Regions from separate parts of the Homo sapiens genome. Here all the other regions are linked to region 3. Evidence: chromatin loops called from intact Hi-C (ENCODE). Cell type or tissue: CD4-positive, alpha-beta T cell. All regions are shown on one strand.

Region 1 (5,000 bases), 710 kb before region 3:
TCTACTCTATTCCGTTTCATTTGTTTTAGTGCTGGTCTCACCTGTGGATGAGCCTCTCCCTGGGACTCTGCCCCACGTGGCCTCATCTCCACCAAGCCCCCGCACACTGCCAAGACCCAGGGCTTCCGTGCTGGGACCCACTTTACCCAGAGATGGAATCTTTATTTGTGTCTCCGCCCAGACACCACCCCTTCCGAAAGGCCTCCCCTGCCTACCCTGGCTAAAGGCACACACCTCACATATAACCCCATCATTCTCCGTCCCCTTACCCTCTTTCTGTGTCTTTGTGGCACTGATCACAGCCTGCTCTTATGTCACATACATGTGCCATGTGTTCGCTTACTGGCTTTTCCCTGTCTAGAAAGTCAGCGGCATGAAACCAGGACTGTTATCTGTTTGGCTCCCTGCTGTGTCCTACTGCCTGGTGCACAGCAGCCACGAAATAAATATCACTTCACTGTAGAATTCTCCAAGTTTCTAAATACAAGTCAAGAAAACATGACTTGACTAAACCTGGGACTTCCTTCCTTTTCCCTCCTAAGGATGGACAGCCCCGGCTTCCCTGGCTGCTTGCATGACAGCTCTGTTCTCTGCTGCCTGCACCATCCCCCCCCGCCCCCGCCCCGCCACCAGTGTGTGTGCAGCTTTTATGGAATAATCAGCCTCTCTTTGCTTGCGTTTGGCTATTCCTGCAGCCTTCTTGGCAACCTTTTTTTTTTTTTCCAGCAAGAATAAGCGAGGAAAGAAAAGTGGGAGAGGAGGAAGAGGAAGAGGAGGAAGGGGAGGAGAAAGACAAGGCTCTGGTTTTCCCCAGCACCATTTCTCTTGCACTGAAGAATTGTCACTCTTGGCCATCAGGTTTCTACAAGCTCACCCAGTCCATATCCCTGACTTTGACATGCTCTGCCAGTGTCTAAATTATTTCTGCATAAAATGACTTAGGGGCTCTCTTTGACTACATTCAGTAGCTCAGTGTTTTCTGGATGCAAATTGCTCCTACCTCTTAAAGGCTGTACTTTACTCCCCCTTTCGACCATTGTGGAGGGAGAGTTACTGTTAATTTCCTAATAATTATGGGCTCTACAAGGGGGATTCAATTGTTAAGTAGAAAAAAAGAGGAATATAGCAATGTGAGCAACATACACAGAATATTAATGTTTGTTTAAAAGGAGAAGTTGGAGAATATGTATTTAGTTTTTGATTGGAAATACATAAAATGCACAGAAAATATACAGAAGAAATGATAACATTGTTTCCCTCTGGAAAGTTCCTTGAGAGCAGAAAAACTTTATAGTTAGCTATTCTAAGCATTTAATCACCAACTAATTTGCCCATGCAGGTGGACAAGAAGGTAAATTCAAATTGTGTTGAAGAAAAGAAAGCAGTTTGTCTCTGGGTGCTTTGTCTGCTTATGAAAGGTGAGGACTCTGATATCATCTAGGGTGAAACTGTTGTGAAGCAGATGGAGGAAATTGATCTTTGATATTAAAGGCCATTTTAAGAACTTTGTAAGCCCCAGAGACTCCTAGTTTTATTATAGCAAATATATTAAAACACACTCATATCCTATGTTAAATATAATTTGCCCTATAATTTTTTTTTTTTTTTTTGAGATAGGGTCTTGCTCTGTCACCCAGGCTGGAGTGCAGTGGCACCAACACGGCTCACTGCAGCCTCTACCTCCTGGGCTCAAGCGATCCTCCCACCTCAGCCTCCTGAGTAGATGGGACTACAGCTACTCAGGAGGCTGAGTAGAGAAGGTCCCACCATGTTGCCCAGGCTGGTCTTGAATTCCTGAGCTCAAGTGACCCACTACGCCCTGGCCTCCCAAAAGTGTGCTGGGATTATCCACCGTGCCTGACCCTGCCCTGTAAGTTTGAAAGGAATTTTATAATTTTGCTTTGGAAATTATTTGGCGATGAGTAATATTTAATTTATTATTGGCTACGATTACTCAGGAGTCACCATCTCTACCCAGGAATTCTTAAGAAGTGAAAAAAATCTAACCCACAAAATTCTTTTCAAATGGAATAAATATTTATAAATACTAAATTTAACAATTAATGAAATTGACAATGTTATGTTTTACTGATGTCTAATTAAGCATTTATAAATTTTGTTTTACTGGGCTTTTTTTTTTTTTTTTTGGCATTTGGACCCAGTAACTTCTTTTTGGGTCCACAAGATAAAATGGCACTATTGATATGTGTCCCCCACCTGTTCTTCTGGAATCTCTACCCCAGGGTAAATGGGACTTTATTACCCTCCTGCCTCCCTCCAACCCCCCAGCCCCTCCCCAGCTTTATCCAGTCAACTCTCTTCAGAAGTTCCTCATGCTCAACTTTTTCCTCTTTTTTTCTTTACCCTTCTTCCTTTTCTCATCTTTCTTTGGCACCCAAAACATTTCTGATAACACCTCGGCTCTCCGCACTCTGAGCTCTATTAATTTGCTAATGTCCTAAATGTTTAATGACTCACAGTCCAGGCAACTTGGTTATGTCTTTTCATAGTTACATTTTAATTGGGCCTTTTTAGAGATACAACACTTGAATTCAAAAGGCTCTCTTTAATGATGTGAATTTAGGGCTTAGTTGTGGGAGATATTTCTAGGGAGGTGCAAAATCCTTTGGGAGTAAATTCCAGCAACAAAAAAAATCCTCTTCCCCTGGGAGCTCACAGATGAGCTGAGGAGGTAACATGTAATGCATAACCAGGACATAAGGTAGACGGCACCATTAGGGACGCGTAGAGGAAGGGCGTGGGGGCTTACAGCAGAGAGCTTGCTTTCAGCTGCGGGAATCAGAGGAGGTTACCTGGAGGAAGCGACATTTGAGTTGGACCCTAAAGGATGGGTGGGGTTTGGAGCCCTGGTGCTTCTGGCTCACTCCTTCCCTTCTAACCAGCTGCCGTTCATGAGTTCCTCCAGCAGAGGGCAGGCATAGCAAAGACGGGAAGGAGAGTCCGATTCTTCAGCCCAGTCTTGAGTGGGGCTTTGCATGCCCAGAACTGTCTAGACGGCTTTCTGGGTTTACTAAGAAGGGGCGGTAACTGAAACCTGGTGCCACCTGCCCTGGTGCCACCTCTCCATGGACACTAAGGTGCCCTTTCTAGAGCAGTCAGGCCGGGCAGGTTTGGGCAGTCCAGCCTGGGGAAGGGGAGAGGACTGCCTTTCTGGGTTGCCATGGGAGTTTATTCCCCACTCTCCCTAAGGAACTGGGAGCCGAGGTATGGGTTGCTTTGGTGCTTAAAGTATTTCTCTGTCTATGGTCAGATGAGACAATAATTCATGCTCAAGTGGTTTACTAAGGAAATATTCCCAAGAAAATATTATAAGGAAGTGGGGACAGTAGAATAGGGAAAGAGTAAATGCCAGGCAAGTGTCTGATTTGGGGTGAAGTCCCAGCCTCAGCCTGATGCCTGAGGGAGCTCCAGGGGCGTGCCTTGCAGCACAGAGTTTGCCCTCCCTCAGGGCAAAGGAACAGGGCTTTGTACTGCTGCACCCATCAATGGCTGACCACGGCTGCCCCAGGGGGACGTCAACTGGCAGCCCCTTCCAGTTCTTGGTGCATCTGGGTGACTTAGCCCCAGGAGCCCGTGCTTTATCGTCTGAAGACAGGTGTTGATAGGAGCCATCGACAGTGAACATACACAGCTGGAAAGGGGATCTGAGGACAGCTGGGTGCGGCTCCGACCGCCTTTGCTACTCTCTCCAAGGCCCCTTCTATTTATCCAGTCTCCCCATGACCAAAGACTTTGTCTTGCAGACAGAACTACCACTGGGGAAACCCAGGAAGATTCCAAGCCCTCTTGTCTTTTCAGAAGAGATCATTTCTGGTCTCTCAGCACCTCTGGTCTTGCTCTGGGGAACCTGTATTTTTATTGCAGGAGTCCTCACCTCTGTCCCCTAATCCCTTCTACCCCAGCTCCTCAAAATGCATCCCTTCAGAGTTCTCCACCCTCAGCTAATTGTCAGTTCGGGCATTGACGTTCCCCATGGATGCATTAATGGCAGAGAGATGCTCTGACAGGCACTGTGTTTTACCCAGCTCTCCCTTCTGTTACCACTCAAGTGGGAGCTCTCCGAGAGCAAGGGCTGTTTCTCATTCCTTGCCCAGGCCTGCCTGATGGAGTGGGTCTCTAAGTGCAGTTCCTGGACCTCCAGCATCAGGCTCACGGCAAGTGCGTTTTATAATCTTAACTTCCCCGCCAGCCCCCATCCCACCGCACACACACAAAAGGGGTCTGGAAATCAGCCTCTTTCACAAACTTCCTAAGTAATTCTGGTGCTCATTAAAGAATGAGAGCCATGGCCCAAGCACTCAAGGGGCAAATGAGTCCTCCAGAGAACTTTCAGGAACCCCCATGGCACACTTTCACCTTTGTCAAGCCACATCTCACCTTCTCAAGGAGCCCCACCCCCGTCCCAGTGCTCCTGATCCCCTGTACCTATTCTACTTCTTCCTACCATAGCATTATCACCTTTTTCATTATGTGTATCGCTTAGTCTCTCACCTTCCCCCATTAGAACATGAGCTCCATGAGGGCAGGGATCTTTGTCTGGCTGACTGCTATGTCCCAGTGCCTGGAATGCAGTATCCACACATGGTTGGTGTTCAAAAACACGTGTTGCATGAATGAATGAAGTAATTGTGTGGAGAGGCATCAGAGTAACTGAAGACAAAGATCATTACAAATTATCCACTTCTAAACTTCTTTGATAACAGACATTGCATTATCTGTGCCCTGAGACCCCCCTCAGATTCAATGACTTACTGGCAGGACTCACAGGACTCCGAAAAGCTGATATACTCACAGTTATGGTTCATTACAGGGAAAGGATACAGATGAACATCAGCAAAGGGACAAAGTAGGTGGCGATGTCCAGGAGAAATCAGGCAATCAGGCTCAACCTTCTAGGTGTCCTCTCCCAGTGGGCCTGACGGGAATGCAGTTAATTCCCCCAAAAACTATGCATGACAACACGTGCAAAATATTACCAA
Region 2 (5,000 bases), 180 kb before region 3:
ACCCAGGAGGCAGAGGTTGCAGCGAGCTGAGATCGTGCCACTGCACTCCAGCCTGGACAACAGAGTGAGACTCCGTCTAAAAAAACTAAAAAAAAAACAAAAAAAAACAACTCATAAAATAGGGGGAAATGTGTCTGGCTTTAGACACTTGGGATAATTTGGAGGCAAAGGCAGAGAATGGATACTTGCCTAGCAGCCTCTGTGTAGATGCTTATTAAAAAAGTATTTGCCTGGCCAGGTGCGTTGGCTCATGCCTATAATCCCAGCACTATGGGAGGCTGAGGCGGGCGGATCACGAGGTCAGCAGATCGAGACCATCCTGGCTAACACGGTGAAACCCTGTCTCTACTAAAAATACAAAAAATTGGCTGGGCGTGGTGGCGGGCACCTGTAATCCCAGCTACTCGGGAGGCTGAGGCAGGAGAATCACTTGAACCCAGGAGGCAGAGGTTGCAGTGAGCTGAGATTGCACCACTGCACTCCAGCCTGGGCGACAGAGCAAGACTCCGACTCAAAGACTCAAAAAAAAAAAAAATGGTATTTGCTGTCTCACTAAAATACCTCCTGTTCAATTTGTCCACCACCCCCTGCCATCCGTGAAGGGTTTCACAGTGAAAGCCAGAAAGCCTGCTAGACACATTCTAAAAGAGCTGTAACACTTCAATTTGGTTTTGAAGTCTTGCCAGCAAAATCTTGACTAAGACTTTTCTTTTTTTGTTAAATATCTGTCAGTCATATTCTGAAAACTGTAATTATTTTCAAGGTTACCTAATTCAGTAGAAAAATTACTCTTTTCATAGTAAGGATTCAGTCATACAGAGTAACAAACTGCTGGTTCTGAACTTGTTAGTTTGTTCTTCCTAATTCTTCTCCCTCACTTTTCTCCTTTCCAGAATCATATTCTAAGAACTCAGCCACTCAGGTATCCACCATGGTGCTGGGTCCTGAACAGAAGATGTCAGATGGTAATTTACCGCTTTGTGTTATTGTCTAATTTTATTTGTAATTAGGTTTATGTTGGTAACAGAAATTTATCATATTTTTCCTCTTGTCATCATCTGTCATCATCTATTCTAACAACTCCATTCAAAAGTCACCATCTGGTGACTTAGGCTGTAAATGAAAATGGATTTTTTTTTTTTTTTTGAGGTGGAGTCTCTGTCACCCAGGTTGGAGTGCAGTGGCACAATCTCGGCTCACTGCAACCTCCGCCTCATGGGTTCAAGTGATGCTCCTGCTTCAGCCTCCCGAGTAGCTGTGACTAAAGGCACACGCCACAATGCCCGGCTAATTTTTGTATTTTTAGTAGAGACAGGGTTTCGCCATGTTGGCCAGGCTGTTCGCAAATGCCTGACCTCAAGTGATCCGCCCGTCTCAGCCTCCCAAAGTGCTGGGATTACAAGCATGAGCTACCGCGCCCATCCTGAAAACAGAATGTTTTTTTTTTGTTTGTTTGTTTGGTTTTTTTTTTGAGGCGGAGTTTTGCTCTAGTTGCCCAGGCTAGTTAGTGTTCAGTGGCACTGTGTCGGCTCACTGCAACCTCCGCCTCCCCGGTTCAATGGATTCTCCTGCCTCAGCATCACGAGCACCTGGGATTACAGGCACCTGCCGCCACGCCCGGCTAATGTTTTTGTATTTTTAGTAGAGATGGGGTTTTGCTATGTTGGTCAGGGTGGTCTTGAACTCCTGACCTCAGGTGGTCCACCCGTCTCGGCCTCCCAAAATGCTGGGATTACAGGCATGAGCCACTGTGCCCGGCCCTGAAAACAGATTTTTAACCAGAGACCTGCTTCGTATCTTTTTTACAATTCTGAGTTGAGCCAAGATTAGCTGAAATTTGGTTTCTGGCAGTAATGCTTGCAAGGGCAATGTTATTCCCAGACCCAGGATAAAAACCTCTGGAGTGTTTTGGCTACTCATGATGCTTCCTGGTGTTTCAGATGTGTATGGAGCAGTAAAATACAGGGCGAGTACCTTACGCTCTGTATTTGATTGGAGCTTCTTGAGTGCTTTGACTATTCCTTCCTAAATCTGAGCTTCTTTGGAATTTCTGTTCCTTTTCTATAAATTTCTTCATTAATTTAAAGCTGCTTAATTAAGATGATATGAGTCAGCTCCCTATGGAAAGAAAGCTCTTATTTGTTTAAATTAGAGGTTGTAAGGATTTATTGCAAACACAGAGATTAGAGCTTTGTGATTCAAAATAGCCATTTGATGGCTGAAGCAAACTAGGCTCTGTGTATTTCTGGCAGGGTATCCCTTTTCTCCCAGACCTTCTGCTTCCCAATATTTAAGATTGACTGCAAAATGCAGAACTCAGGGAAACGCTGATATCAGTCTGAGATGAGCCCTGCCATCACGAGGGTGCCAGTACCCCGTGACCGGCGGCACTTTACTGCAAGCCTTAGTCAGAGTACAAAGGGTTCCTGCTTGGTGGTTTTGCTGCAGCTTCAGAGTTTAGCCTGAACTGTGGCAGGATTTTGTAACTTGCACATTTTTTGAGAAGTCTGATGGAGGTATAATGTCCACGGTCGATTATTTGAGTAAGTCCTACCAAATATAGGAGGTGGGGAGGACATTTCGCTAGACAGGCCTAGTTCTTTTCTTTTAAAAGCTAGGATTTTAGGTTACCAGGAGCTGGTCTGGGAATATGATATTTTGAGCCCATATGTCAGTGTTTTTAGAGGAAAATGAAATGGCTCTAAAAATTCCCAAGTAGGAGTAGAAGTGTGGAAGTAGGAAAACCATTGTGAGTTAAAACTGATCTAGAGAATTGAGTGACTGGGGGAGGGGGAGGGAGATAACTTTTTTAGTGTAGGCTAAATTTTTTACTTCCTGAATTTTTAACCATGTGAATGTATTACTTATTCTAAAATGTACATTAAAAATAAACTATTCAAAATAAATTGAGCTAGAGTCAGGTTGGTCTCTTGTGCATTTAGATATTAAACTATTTAATTTCAGTATACTAAGGATGAATTGTTAGTGTATTTTGTTCATTTTTTACTAATTTATTTTCAAATCTGTTAATTCAGACAGTGTTTCTGGAGATCATGGGGAGTCTGCCAGTCTTGGTAACATCAACCCTGCCTATAGTAATCCCTCTCTTTCACAGTCCCCTGGGGACTCAGAGGAGTACTTCGCCACTTACTTTAATGAGAAGATCTCCATTCCTGAGGAGGAGGTTAGTATCAGGTCCTTGGAGGAGAACACTATTGTCTGGGGAAAACCTGTGAGTGAAAGATCTGCTGGATGGCTCAAGTTCAGCAGCCTCAGGTTTAATTTTGGCTGGCAATCTCTGAAGACTATATCTATATATCTATATATATATATACACACACACACACACACACACACCCCATCTATATCTATCTATCTCTGTCTGTCTGTCTGTCCGTCTATCTATCTATCTATCTATCTATCTATCTATCTATCTGTCTATCTAATCTTTTTTACAGACAGGGTCTTGCTCTGTCATCTAGGCTCCAGTGCAGTGGCACAACCATAGCCCACTGTAGCCTTGAATTCCTGGGGTCAAGTGATTCTCCCACTTCAGCCTCCCCAGTAGCTGGGACTATAGATGGCATGCCACCATGCCAGGCTCATTATTTTTATTTTTATTTTTAGAGACAGGGTCTCACTATGTTGCCCAGGCTGGTCTTGAACTCCTGGCCTCAAGCTATCCTTCCTCTTGTTTGTTGATGAAAAAGAGTCAAACTCTGGCTGAGCCCAGGCTCACACCTGTAATCCCAGCACTTTGGGAGGCTAAGGCAGGAGGATCACTTGAGCCCAGGAGTTTAAGACCCGCCTGGCCAATATGGCGAAACCCTGTCTCTACAAAAAATACAAAAATTAGCTGGGCATGGTGGTATGCACCTGTAGTCCCAGCTACTCGGGAGGCTGAGGTGGAAGGATCACTTGAGCCTAGGAGGCAGAAGTTGCAGTGAGCCAAGATCATGCTATGGTACTCCACTCTGGGTAACAGAATGAGACCTCCTCTCAAAAACGAAAACCAAAACAAAACAGGCCAGGCGCGGTGGCTCACACCTGTAATCCCAGCACTTTGGGAGGCCGAGATGGGCAGATCACCTGAGGTTAGGAGTTCAAGACCAGCTTGGTTAACATGGTGAAACCCTGTCTTTACTAAAGATACAAAAGTTAGCTGGGCGTAGTGGTGGGTGCCTGTAATCCCAGCTACTCGGGAGACTGAGGCAGGAGAATCACTTGAACCTAGGAGGCAGAGGCTGCAGTGAGCCAAGATCGCGCCACTGCACTCCGGCCTGAGTGACAGAGTGAGACTCTGTCTCAAAACCAAACAAACAAACAAGAGTCAAACTCTGTAAAATGTTTAAAGAGGTTTATTCTGAGCCAAATATGAGTGACCAAGGCCCGTGACACAGCCCCAGGAAGTCCCGAGAACATGTGCCCAAGGTGGTTGGGTTACAGCTTGATTTTATACGTTTTAGGGGTCAGAAGTTACAGGCAGACATCAGCCAATATATTTAAGATGTACATTGGTTCCATCAGGAAAGGTGGGACAACTTGAAGTGGGGAGGGGGCACCTTTCAGGTCAAAGGTGGATTTAAAGATTTTCTGATTGGAAATTGATTGACACTGGGTGCAGTGGCTCATGCATGTAATCCCAGCACTTTGGGAGGCTGAGGCGGGTGGATCGCTTGAGCCCAGGAGTTCGAGACCAACCAGCTTGGGCAATGTGACAAGACCTTGTCTCCAAGTAAAAAAAATAAAATAAAATTAGTTGGGTGTGGTGGTGCACACCTGTGGTCCCAGCTACTTTGGAGGCTGAAGTGGGAGGATTGCTTAAGCCCAGGAGTTCAAGACCAGCCTGGGCAACATGGCAAAACCCTGTCTCTACAAAAATAAAAATAAATAAAAAAAGAAATTGGTTGAAAGAGTTATTTTCTAAAGACCTGGTCTAAAATGAGGGGCTGTGGAGTGTCTAAAATGAGGGGTTGTGAAGACCAAGGTTTTTATTATGT
Region 3 (5,000 bases):
AAGCAAACATCGGCAGTGGCCTGGCAGAACCACCCATGGGCCAGTGGTGGTGGTGGCCACAGGGAGAGGCTCCGTTGCCTGTGGAAAATGGAGGGAAGAGTGGGAAGGACTTTGTATTGTGGTTTGAGTACCAGCTTAGCCACAGTAGAATAGGACATCAGGTAAATTGCTAAAGTTTTTGACTCCAATCCCTGGCTCCCAGACAGCATCTCTGGACATGCCTGGGCTTAGGGAAACTTGCCACCTTGAAGGGAAGGGCCTTGGGCAAAGCCCAATGCTGTGCTGGCATCAGGTCTGACCCAGTGCAGTTCCAGTGGTGGTGGTCACAGAGGTGCTTGCATCACCACAGCCCCAGTTCCAGATGCCTCAGCACAGAGAGACAGACTCTGTGTGTTTGGGAGAAAGTAAGGGAGGAGAACAAGAGTCTGCCTGGTAATCCAGAGAATTCTTCTGGATCTTATCGAAGACTACCAAGGCGGTACCTCTGTAAGCCTACAAAAACCACGGCGTTATTGTGCTTGGGGTCCAAGTCCCTTCAAATATCTAGAAAGCCTTACCAAGAAGGAAGGGCACAAACAAGCCCAGACTGTGAAGACTACAATAAATACCTAACTCTTCAATGCCCAGATAGCAAAGAACATCTACAAGCATCAACACCATCCAGGAACACATGACCTCACCAAATAAACTAAATAAATGGAGAGAGAGAGATTGTGTTCATGGGAAACACTCAATATTGTTAAGATACCAGTTCTTCCCAAATTGTACATAGGTTTAAAGCAATTCTAATCAAAATCCCAGCAGGCTTTTTTTTTGTGAATATAGACAAGCTGATTCTAAAATTTATATAAAAAGACAAAGGAACTAGAATAGCCAAGATAATTTTTTTAAAAACAACAAAATTTAAAGAACTTACATAACTGGACTTCAAGACTTTTTATGAAGCTCCAGTAATCAAGATAGTATGATTTTGTTGAAAGGATAAACACATATAAATCGGCGGGATATGGTCTCTGTGAAACCAATCCTTTGAAAATTATTTGTTGAGACTTACTTTATTGTCCAATATGTGGTATGTTTTCATAAACACTCGTGTTTGAAAAGAACTATCTGAAGTTGTGTAGTGTATTCTGCCTCGAATTTCACTGATTATAGGTGCACACAGATCACATTTAAACATCTCTGGAATCAGCATGCATCTTACCACAATGACAATGGCATAGTTTACTTGGCAGTGGTTTTTCTTTCTTAGTGGTATTTAAAATAATAGTGTGCCTTACAATCAGTGGTGCCTTACAATTGATGAAATTCAGTATATCTATTAGGTCAAGTTTACTCATTGTTCAACTCCCCATCTTAGCTGATATTTTCCTGCCTTTTATATCAATTATAAGAGAGCTATGTTAAAAATCTACTAAGATTGTAGTTTTAAAAAAATTTCTCATATTTATTTTGCTTAACATCCAGGTCCTGTATTAGGTGTGCTGAAGTTTAGATGTGTTTTATCTTCTAGGTTAATTGAATCTTTTATTTTTATTTTTAAATTTTTTTTTTTGAGGCAGTTTCACTCTTGTCCAGGCTGGAATGCAATGGCATTATCTTGGCTCACTGCAACCTCTGCCTCCTGGGTTCAAGCAATTCTCCTGTCTCAGCCTCCTGAGTAGCTGGGATTATAGGCATATGCCACCATGCCTGCCTAATTTTTGTATTTTTTATTTATTTATTGTTTTAGTAGAGATGGGGTTTCATTATATTGGTCAGGCTGATCTCGAACTCCTGACCTCAGGTGATCCGCCCACCTCGGCCTCCCAAAGTGCTATGATTACAGGTGTGAGCCATGACGCCAGACCTGAGTCTTTTATTTTTTTTAGTGGCTGATTTTGTCCCAAGTAATTATTTTTGCTTTAAAGTCTATCTTGTTCAATATAGTTATGCCAGCTTGCTTTTGGCTAATATTTGGTATAACTTTTTCCATGTTTTTACTTAAAGTACCAAGTCTTCAGCCCTGCTGTTTCCTTATATTTTAGATTTACCTCTTATAAGTACCATATAGTTAGATATTATTTCCTAATTCAACCTGACAATCTTTGTCATTTAACTAAAATGCCCAGTTTGTTTACATTTATTATGATTATTGATACATATGGATTGATTTCTACCATCTTATTTTGGGCTGTTTGTCCCACCTGTTTCTTTCTTTTTCTCTCCTTTCTTGTCTTTTGGATTGATGAGTGTTTTTACTGGGTATAGAATTCTAGGTGTTTGTGCACAATGATAAAGTGAAAAGTTGAGGGCCCTTTTGTTCTCTTTTGTCATCTCCAGAAGCAGAGTTTGAGCTTGTGAAAAACCATGGTTCATATGTATTTGGCATCCTTCACCTACCACAATACTTAGTACATAGTTAATTCATAGGAATTCCATTTATTTTGATTATCTTTGACTACAGCTGGCAAGATGTGGCCTTTTCCTTTTAAAAAATTTATTGCTAAGAACTCTAAGGCAGTTTTTGTTTAAATGTTTTGTAAACTTAGCCTATGTTATTTGCAGCTTTTCTGAATTAAAAAAAAAAATTGGCAAGCCTTTTCCCCAGATGCGGCATTAAATTCTAAGAGCTGTCAGTTGGGCAAAACTTTGATCATTTTGTTCCAAAATTAATTATTAAATCACCATACCTACGTTCCTCACTAAATTTCCTCTGGTCTACTTGATCGTTCATTTATGGAATGATACAGTATTAAGGTACCATTTATAAACTTCTAAAAAAAATACTGCAATCCAGCATGCATTATTTATGGATCTGTGTAAATATTAAAACAGGGACTGGGCTGGGCATGGTGGCTCATGCCTCTAATCTCAGCACTTTGGGAGGCCAAGGTAGGTGGACTGCTTGAGCTCACTAGTTCAAGGTCAACCTGGGCAACATGGCAAGACCATGTTTCAAAAAAAAAAAAAAAAAAAACAGGAAAGAAAAAAAGTAATTTTGGAGTTAGAGCTGTGTAAATCAGTGTGTAAAACTTCTGTGATTTTAAAATGGAGGGTTGCCATCTAGTGGACACATTTAAATAAAACCTTTAAAGTCTTTCATAATAGGTTATGACGCAATGGAATAAAGTTTTTCAGACTCTTCCACACCACACGTAAGAAAGAAGGTATATTCTGATAGTTAAAACAACTTTGGAGTTTATCAGACCTAGGTATGAACCCTGGTTTTCTTATTTACTGTGTAACCTTGGGCAAAGTTTCAAACCTGTCTGTACCTTAGTGAGTTTGAACTCAGACCTTCATTGATTTAACAAAGTTCCCAACTTACAATGGTTCAACTTACAATTTTTTGACTTTATGATGGTGTGAAAACGATACTCATTCATTAGGAAACACGCTTCAAATTTTGATCTTTTCCTGGGCTGGTGATATTCAGTATAATACTCTGGCAATGCTGGGCAGTGGCAGAGAGCCGCAGCTCCCAGTCAGCCATGTGATCAAGAGGGTTAACAACTGTTACTCTGCAGTCTACTGTGTTGCCAGATGATTTACCTATAGGGTAATCTAAGCATTCTGAGCACGTCTAAGGTAGGCCAGGCTAAGCTATGATGTTTGCTAGGTTAGGTGTATTAAATGAATTTTTAATTTACAATACTTTCAACTTACCATGGGTTTATCAGGATATAACTCCATCATTAACAGTAGAGGAGGTCAGGCGTGCACACCTGTAATCCCAGCACTTTGGGAGACCAAGGCGGGTGGGTCACCTGAGGTCACGAGTTCGAGAACAGCCTGACCAAGGTGAAACCCCATCTCTACTAAAAATACAAAAATTAGCCAGGCGTGGTGGCACGTGCCTGTAATCCCAGCTACTCCGGAGGCTGAGGCAGGAGAATCATTTGAACCCGGGAGGCGGAGGTTGCAGTGAGCTGAGATCACGCCATTGCACTCCAGCCTGGGCAACAAGAGCAAAGCTCCGTCTCAAATAAACAACAGCAACAACAACAACAAAAACCACAAACAATAAAACAGTAAAGGAGCATCTGCATTATGAAGCCCTCCAGTGAACTAGATTAGACTGTGGGGATGGTTTCCTAGACTGTGGGGAGATAGCAGAGCACAAAATTAGACAGTCTCCTCCTAGAGTTTAATAAGGGTTGTGTTAGGGGTACTGGGGAGGGACTACTATTAATATTTTAGAGTGGGCAGTTAGAAATTGGGTTTAAATCTTAGATCCCTTAATAATGCTTATATAACCTTAGGCAAATACCAGTCTCAAGGATGACATTAAGACCTAAGTTCAACACGAGCTGTAACACGGCTTCGTTCATCACTTTTTTCCTAGTAATGCTTGGAATAGAAAAGGCCTTCGATAAGTATCTGCTGAATGTATGAATGGCACTACTTTAGCATTACCTGAACACATTTCCTGGCGCCTAAGCACTCAATAAATTTTAGTATTAAGGAAATTACATGACTATGTATATTATGTACATAGGGAACCTTGGACTTAAAACAATTTTAGATTGATACATAATTTACCAGTTAAAAATTGTTATATACACTTACTGAAGGCAGCAAACTGCTGCATGTAACCCTATCAATATTGAGGGAAGGCCAGGCACAGTGGCTGACGCCTGTATTCCCAGCCAAGATCGCCTGAGGTCAGGAGGTCGAGACTAGCCTGGCCAACATGGCAGAACCGTCTCTAATAAAAATACAAAAATTAGACAGGCATGGTTGCGCACGTCTGTAATCCCAGATACTCGAGAGGCTGAGGCAGGAGAATCGCTTGAACTCGGGAGGCAGAGATTACAGTGAGCCAAGATCGTGCCACTGCACTTCAGCCTGGGCGACAGAGTGAGACTCCACCTCAAAAAAAGAAAATATATATATATTTATATATATATTATATAATTTAATTATATATTTTTATTATATATATAATTAAAATATATATTATATATAATATAATATATATTATATATAATATAATATAGATTATATATATAAAATCT

The links. Hi-C counts contacts between places; a loop is a spot of excess contacts. Peaks named below come from ENCODE experiments on the same cell type or tissue, not always from the same donor. Only the 100,000 strongest peaks of a DNase experiment are listed, where the experiment ranks them.
Region 1: it touches region 3 in a loop (10-fold over the local background); 3 of 110 quality-filtered maps call a loop at or near these places.
Region 2: a loop joins it to region 3, with 10 times the contacts of the local background. A loop is called at or near these places in 4 of 110 quality-filtered maps.

Annotation. Positions count from the first base shown.
Region 1 is chr12:51,530,024-51,535,023 of GRCh38, reverse strand. No RefSeq gene overlaps it. Among named protein-coding and RNA genes, the nearest start is that of SCN8A, 59 kb to the left of the region's middle. RefSeq lists an enhancer at 2,763-2,822. In CD4-positive, alpha-beta T cell, a CTCF peak has its summit at 2,933 (motif pointing right); a DNase peak (open chromatin) is centred at 2,933.
Region 2 is chr12:51,006,660-51,011,659 of GRCh38, reverse strand. SLC11A2 (solute carrier family 11 member 2) reads left to right here. Exons shown (of 16, transcript NM_000617.3): 2 at 894-965; 3 at 3,036-3,184. The coding sequence starts at 932. It also overlaps the pseudogene RNU7-39P. Among named protein-coding and RNA genes, the nearest start is that of SLC11A2, 17 kb to the left of the region's middle. In CD4-positive, alpha-beta T cell, no CTCF peak of the experiment used is centred here; a DNase peak (open chromatin) is centred at 2,399; H3K27ac peaks cover 294 bases.
Region 3 is chr12:50,823,594-50,828,593 of GRCh38, reverse strand. No RefSeq gene overlaps it. Among named protein-coding and RNA genes, the nearest start is that of TMPRSS12, 17 kb to the left of the region's middle. In CD4-positive, alpha-beta T cell, CTCF peaks have their summits at 2,809 and 3,032 (motif pointing left); a DNase peak (open chromatin) is centred at 3,073; H3K27ac peaks cover 464 bases.